Linked DNA regions of Mus musculus: region 1 is linked to region 2. The links are chromatin loops, found by intact Hi-C in ENCODE. Cell type or tissue: left cerebral cortex. All regions are shown on one strand. Each heading gives the region's core, and the rest is flanking DNA. Links, peaks and the distances in the headings are about the cores only.

Region 1 (2,914 bases), core at 251-2,750, 100 kb before region 2:
CCAAGAGGTGACAGCAGTGCCCAGTGACAAACAAATCAAGTCCTCTTGCCTCTGGTTCCCCAGTCATTGCCTGGAAATGGACAGGATGGGACAGTGCACATCTGGGGTCATCTCAGAAGGACATCTGCTCTCTCCATCTGTTTGTAGCCAGGACTCCAACATCTCTCTCTTCTATCCCTTACTAGATAATGAACATATAACAACTAGCATATAATTCAGCAAATCTGTATATTCTCCACCAAATTAGAAATGCTTCCAGCGGTCATTGATCCCTGATGGCCAGATAAACAAAGAAGACTGCAAACTTCACCCTCCAAGACAAAGGCCTTATAGGCTTGTCTGTTTCCAGCAGGGCTGCCCTCTTGGGCCGACTAGTCCAAACTGGTCAGATGCATCAAGGCCTGTGCTAAACATATTTCAGCTTCATATGAAATTATAGCCTCATCAGCTCCATTTTCCTTAAGTTAAGACAAAATTAGGGCAGAGGGGGGCCACCTTGTGGCACTTTAAAACATTTAAAAGACTCAGACCCTCCCAGGAGAAGTAGATACCTGCTTCAACGTCCCCTCTCCACTTCGTGGGAAATGTTTTTCTCGGTGTGCCTGCCTCCCTCTCCTCCTTCTCTCCTCCCACCATGCTTCTTCATTTTCATAGTTACCTGTTGCTTCCTGTTGTTTGAGATCCTCTCCCTCCCCCGCCCCCCATCCCTCCTTTAATTTCATTTTTAAAAAGAAGAAGAAAAGAAAGACCTCCCTGCCCCTCACAGCACTGAGCTGATTCTGGGTTCCCGGGAAGCTGTTTCTGGAGACTCTGAGCAAATGTTACTCAGTGTTCTTCTCTTGATAAAGGGGGGGGGGGGCTCAGCCCGTGCTGAGCGGAGCCTCCTCACCTCATTCTGGAGCACACTGCCCCGCAGCTCCACCTGCGCCTCCACCCACACGGTGCGTTCCTGCTTGCCAACTTCCCTCTGTGTGAGCCCCTTCGCCCACTCAACTGCAGGCCTCCTTCCGGACCGCCCCTCATGATGAGTAGTTTGTCAGTTACTATACATCAAGCTGCCTCCATCCAGCAACACAGAAAGCCCCATCTGTTCTGGGGAGCCTTCCAACAAGAGCCTCCACCCACCCACCGCCCACAACTGCCAGCAACAGGCAGACTGTCCTGCAAGTGTCCACCCTCCAGGCCCCCCGGAAGGCTCAAGACTGAGCACCCCAGGCCTTGGCTGGGGGAACAGGGCAACAGCATGACTGGCTGGGGGCCATGCTGTAACAAATGTAGGCCTCCTCACTATCGGAGCAGCCCTACCCTGGCATGATCTGAGTGCTGAGCACACTGGTGGGGAACAAGAGCAGGGGGGTAGAAACTTCATTCAATGTAGATCTGGGGGCTTGGGGAAGGTCAGGGGTCTAGTGCTTTCCTAGCATGTGTGAAGCCCTTGGATCAAAGCCTGGTGCTTGTAGCGGTGGGGGGGGGGGGGGGTTCGGGGGTGGGGGCAGTTGGTTGAGGCCGGGCAAGAAAATGTGTATTCTTTCTCCAGCTCAGGACCTTCATCCATCACGTGATTACTACTTTTTTCTCAGGCTCTGTTCCCCACTGCACTGCTCGGCAGGTCCTGTTATGAGAATCATGTCTTCAGCCTAGACAAGTTAGACATTTTCCCAGAAATCCACAGACAAGAGGCCAAAGCAGTGCGCAGGATTCTGAGCTCCAGCTGCCTGGATGAGAATTCTAGCTCTCTGTCTGCCTGTGTCCCTGTCTCTCTCTCTGCCCACGCCCCGCTCCCCCAGCAGTCCCCGTCCCCGTGCACGCGCGCGCGCGCACACACACACACATACAAAATGTATTTTGATGATATCCCGATTATCCACTTTACCCATCCCCATACTGAATTCCTTTCTAATAAATGTTCCTCCTTTCACATATTTGTTGTTCTTATTTACTGTTTTTGCTCCCTTTGGTATGTTTCGGTTTTGTTTTGTTCTGGAGGGTGGAGGTGGGTGGTATTTAATTTGAGTACCAGTGGTAGTACCAATAAGGAATTTGACTCTACCTCCCAAGTAATTACTAACAGCTTATACTCCATCAGAAACGTGTGACACCTTGAGCCCCGTTGCCATCTCTGATAGAATGTTGAGGAGCCCAGGTAAGTTCCGCTATTATTAGTTCACGGACATGACAACCCCGCCTTCCCCAGAAGACTATTTCATATCGTTCTTCCCCATCCTTCGTTTCTTCCCTCCTGCCTTTGTCCTCAGTGCTCTTTGAGCCTTGGGTGGGTAAGACACACACATGTCCTGTTCAGGGCTGACACTCAACAGTCACCTGTTCTCAGCACTTTGACCAGTTTTCAGTCTGAGCATTAACCACTGCCCATTGCAAGCAGGAACTTCTCTAACCAGGATGAGAGGGCACATGCATAAATATTTAGGAGGCAGTTTGACAATTTCCCTTTACCAAACCAATAATAGTAGATTATTGGGGCCTATGACCTCTCTAGCCAAGGGTTTTTGACAGTGCCAGGTATGAATTTCTGGAGGCATACATTTTTTCCAACCTTCTTGAATAAACATTCGACCTTGTCTCTAGCCCACACCCATCAGAGGTAGTGGAGAAAAAGCTATTAGGACATGGGGGAAGGAGACCTGTTTAGAAGTAGTTCTTTAGGGGTGAGTCTAATCTTTGTTGTCAGGGTATCAGCAGTCCAGTCCACTAGCAAACACCAAACACAAATCAGCAGCCGTAGTCCAGTCCTGCCAGCAGACACCACACATGAACCAGCAGCTGCAGTCCAGTCCTCTCGCCAGACACTACACACCCAAACCAGCATATAGGAACTTCACAAGAGGTTCTTTGGTGAGTTTCTCTCAATGGCATTACCACAAGTGGAGCTCAGCACTGCAATGTAGGGCAAGCC
Region 2 (2,914 bases), core at 110-2,609:
AGGAGATAGACAGGCAGATAGATAGATAGATAGATAGGTAGATAGATAGATAAAGGTAGGTAGATATAGAAGATAGATATAGAAAGATGATAGATGATAGATAAAGGTAGATGATGGAGGTAGATGATAGAGATAGATTAGCAATAGAGATAGGTAGATGATCTAGACAGATGATAGATAGATAGATAGATAGATAGATAAGAGATGGGGATAGATGATAAAGATAGAGGATAGAGGGTAAATAGATGGATAGATAGAAATAGATGAATAGATATAAATGATAGGTAGGTAGATAAATAGGTCAATAGATTACAGATAGACAGATAGATAAATGGGTGGATGACAGATAGATAAATAGGTAGATAGATAGATGGGTAGATAGCCTCCAACAACTAGATTTTTCATTTCTCTCATCTCCCTTTCTACTTCTGTCAGAGAATTCAGCCAGGCTCTAGCTTTGCCGTCATCCTCGGATTACCACTCTATATTTAGAACATAATATTAAAAACTTGTTTGTTAGCTGAAATTCAAATCATTTGGGCACCTGCTTTTTGTTTTGCTTTTCACTTCTGTGCATGAACTAAATCTGAAATTGCACCCCTCTCACTCCCACCCTCCCTCTGGGCGGGCAGACAATGGCATAGACTCTTAGCAGGGGATGCAGCCAGGGGCCCTCTGTATCTGTGAGTGCTGCATCTCCAATCAACCACAGTTGAAAATAATTTTCTTAAATTACATCTGCGCCAACCATGTACAGACTTCTTTTCTTGTCATTATTCCTTAAACAATGCAGTATAGCAGCTGTTATGCAGTGGGTTGTGACCAGCATTTTAAAAGATCAAATGGGATAGAACAGAAGTGTTAGAATGCATTACCCATAAAGATGCATATTGTTTCATGACATTTTACATATCATTGGCCTTGTATTCAGTTTCGTAAGGAATCTGGAGATGATTTAAAGTATGCAGGAAGATGTACATTGGTTACAAATAGCCCGCCTTATACAATAAGGGTCTTTAGCATCCTCAGACTGGGACCCCATGTTAGATCCTGGAACTAGTGTCCCACAGACAGCAAGGGACAACTGGAACTCAAAGCCTGGGGAGTTCCAGGTGGCAAGAAGGGGGCAGCTACTGCTCCCACCCTGAGCCTTCTCGATGCACTTGGAAGTTTCTCACCTATTCTAGCCCGCCCACTCACCTGGGTCGCTGGGGTAACAGGGAGGCTCCCAGAGCTGTTTTAGCTGTATCACTTAAGAACTGTGAGGAGACAGCGCCTTTGCTGAACTCGTGGTGATGAAACCCACAGCTGCTCTTCCTGAGCTAATGACTGCACGTTGTGAACCCTCAGGATTCCCCAGTCAAGCCATCGCTCCTGTCAGTGGATGCCTCACTACAGCCTCCTACTTCCTCCCACAGTTCCCTCCTGGCTTTTCTCTGAGCCCTTCAGATGGTTGTTGTAGCTTTCCTTTGGGCACACTCTAAGTTGTTGTGGCTTCCCAGAGATGAGCAGTGTACCTCTAAACCCAACACCAGGCAGGACACCTGAAGGAGAGTGTCTAGGCTCCAGTGCTGGGGGCAGAGCAGTCGCGAGGCGGGCTGTGGGGGATTTCCTAGATGAAGGCATTCCTTCCCTGTGCTAGTGATGGTTGGTTTTAATGTCAACTTGTTACAAATTAGAAACAGCTGAGCAGGGAGCCTCAGCTGAAGAAGTGTTCTGATTGCCTTAATTGATGCGGGAAGAACCCTCAAGTGTGGGCGGCACCTTCTGGTAGCAGCCCAGATTTTAAAATGGGGCGCGCGGTGGGGGTGGGGGTGGGGATGGGAACTGGCAAAAGGAAAATAATTTTCCTTCCCCACTTGGCCTCCCTCTCGGAGACACTTGATTTACCTCTTTAGTGCTGCAACTGATTCCTTTGCTCCTATCAGAACAAAGATTTCCAGACTTCCATCGCTGACTAAAGACCAGGTGCTGTTTGGGACCCTGCCGGGTGTGCAATCTATTAAGCCTGCAGGGGTATCCAGGCCTTGTACAGAATAGATACCTGTAATCAGTTTGCTTTGACTGATACAGCTACTGTGGGACAGTCCAACTGTTGAGAAACTCAGGCTCAAGGACTGAACAGCCTTCCCCTCCCCACCCCCATCCACCGTGGTCCCTGCTTCAGTTCCTGCCTCCAGGTTCCTGCTTAAGCTTCTGTCCTAGCTGCCCCTGCGAGATGTAGTAAACCCTTTCCTTCCCAGTTGATAATGGGCATGGTGCTTTATCTCAGCAACAAAAAGCAAACTAAAATGACCATCTCAACTTGTCCAATCCCTCCTGTACCATCTGTTTTCTCTGTTGCCCGGAATACTTTATTTAAATTTCATCTGTTCTCCCCTTAATCAAATACCCACTGATCAGAGTTGATGGATAGAGACCATTTCCTGGGTATCCATGCCTTCCATATAAACATTTTGTACATTTGCCTGGACAGTTTCCCATTTCCTTCTTAAGACGAATTTTTCCCATTCACAGCTAACAAAATAAGAATTGATTCCATGAAAAACAAATCAAGGAGATGCTGTTTACAGGGGTTTAATAAAATGAACAAAGTCGCTCACTCTTGGGAAATGTGTCAGGAAGAAGCACCTAGTCAGAGTGAGGCCACTGGAGATGGAAGCTTTTCAAGAGCCAATTAGAGGACCAAATGATTGTCACTAAACTGTCCTTTGGGGAGGGTAGGTAGATCTGGTGATCAGAGACACTTTGATTACTTTGTTTTTCAGAGGAGTAGAGTATGCAAAACTGAGAAGCCTTACTGGGTGAATTAAAAGTCCAATGGGGAACAGGAAGATGTCTACAAAGAGAGAAAGAACAATCTGGGAAACCAAACATCTCTTTCCGGACCTCCAGCTACACCATGCTTCAGACT

Evidence for each region. Peaks named below come from ENCODE experiments on the same cell type or tissue, not always from the same donor. Only the 100,000 strongest peaks of a DNase experiment are listed, where the experiment ranks them.
Region 1: a loop joins it to region 2, with 7 times the contacts of the local background. A loop is called at or near these places in 2 of 42 quality-filtered maps.

What each region holds. Positions count from the first base shown.
Region 1 is chr16:22,788,338-22,791,251 of GRCm38, reverse strand. No RefSeq gene overlaps it. Among named protein-coding and RNA genes, the nearest start is that of Gm30416, 2.5 kb to the left of the region's middle. In left cerebral cortex, for the core only: no CTCF peak of the experiment used is centred there; DNase peaks (open chromatin) are centred at 1,032 and 1,656.
Region 2 is chr16:22,686,555-22,689,468 of GRCm38, reverse strand. No RefSeq gene overlaps it. Among named protein-coding and RNA genes, the nearest start is that of Dgkg, 31 kb to the right of the region's middle. In left cerebral cortex, for the core only: no CTCF peak of the experiment used is centred there; DNase peaks (open chromatin) are centred at 692, 1,460 and 1,664.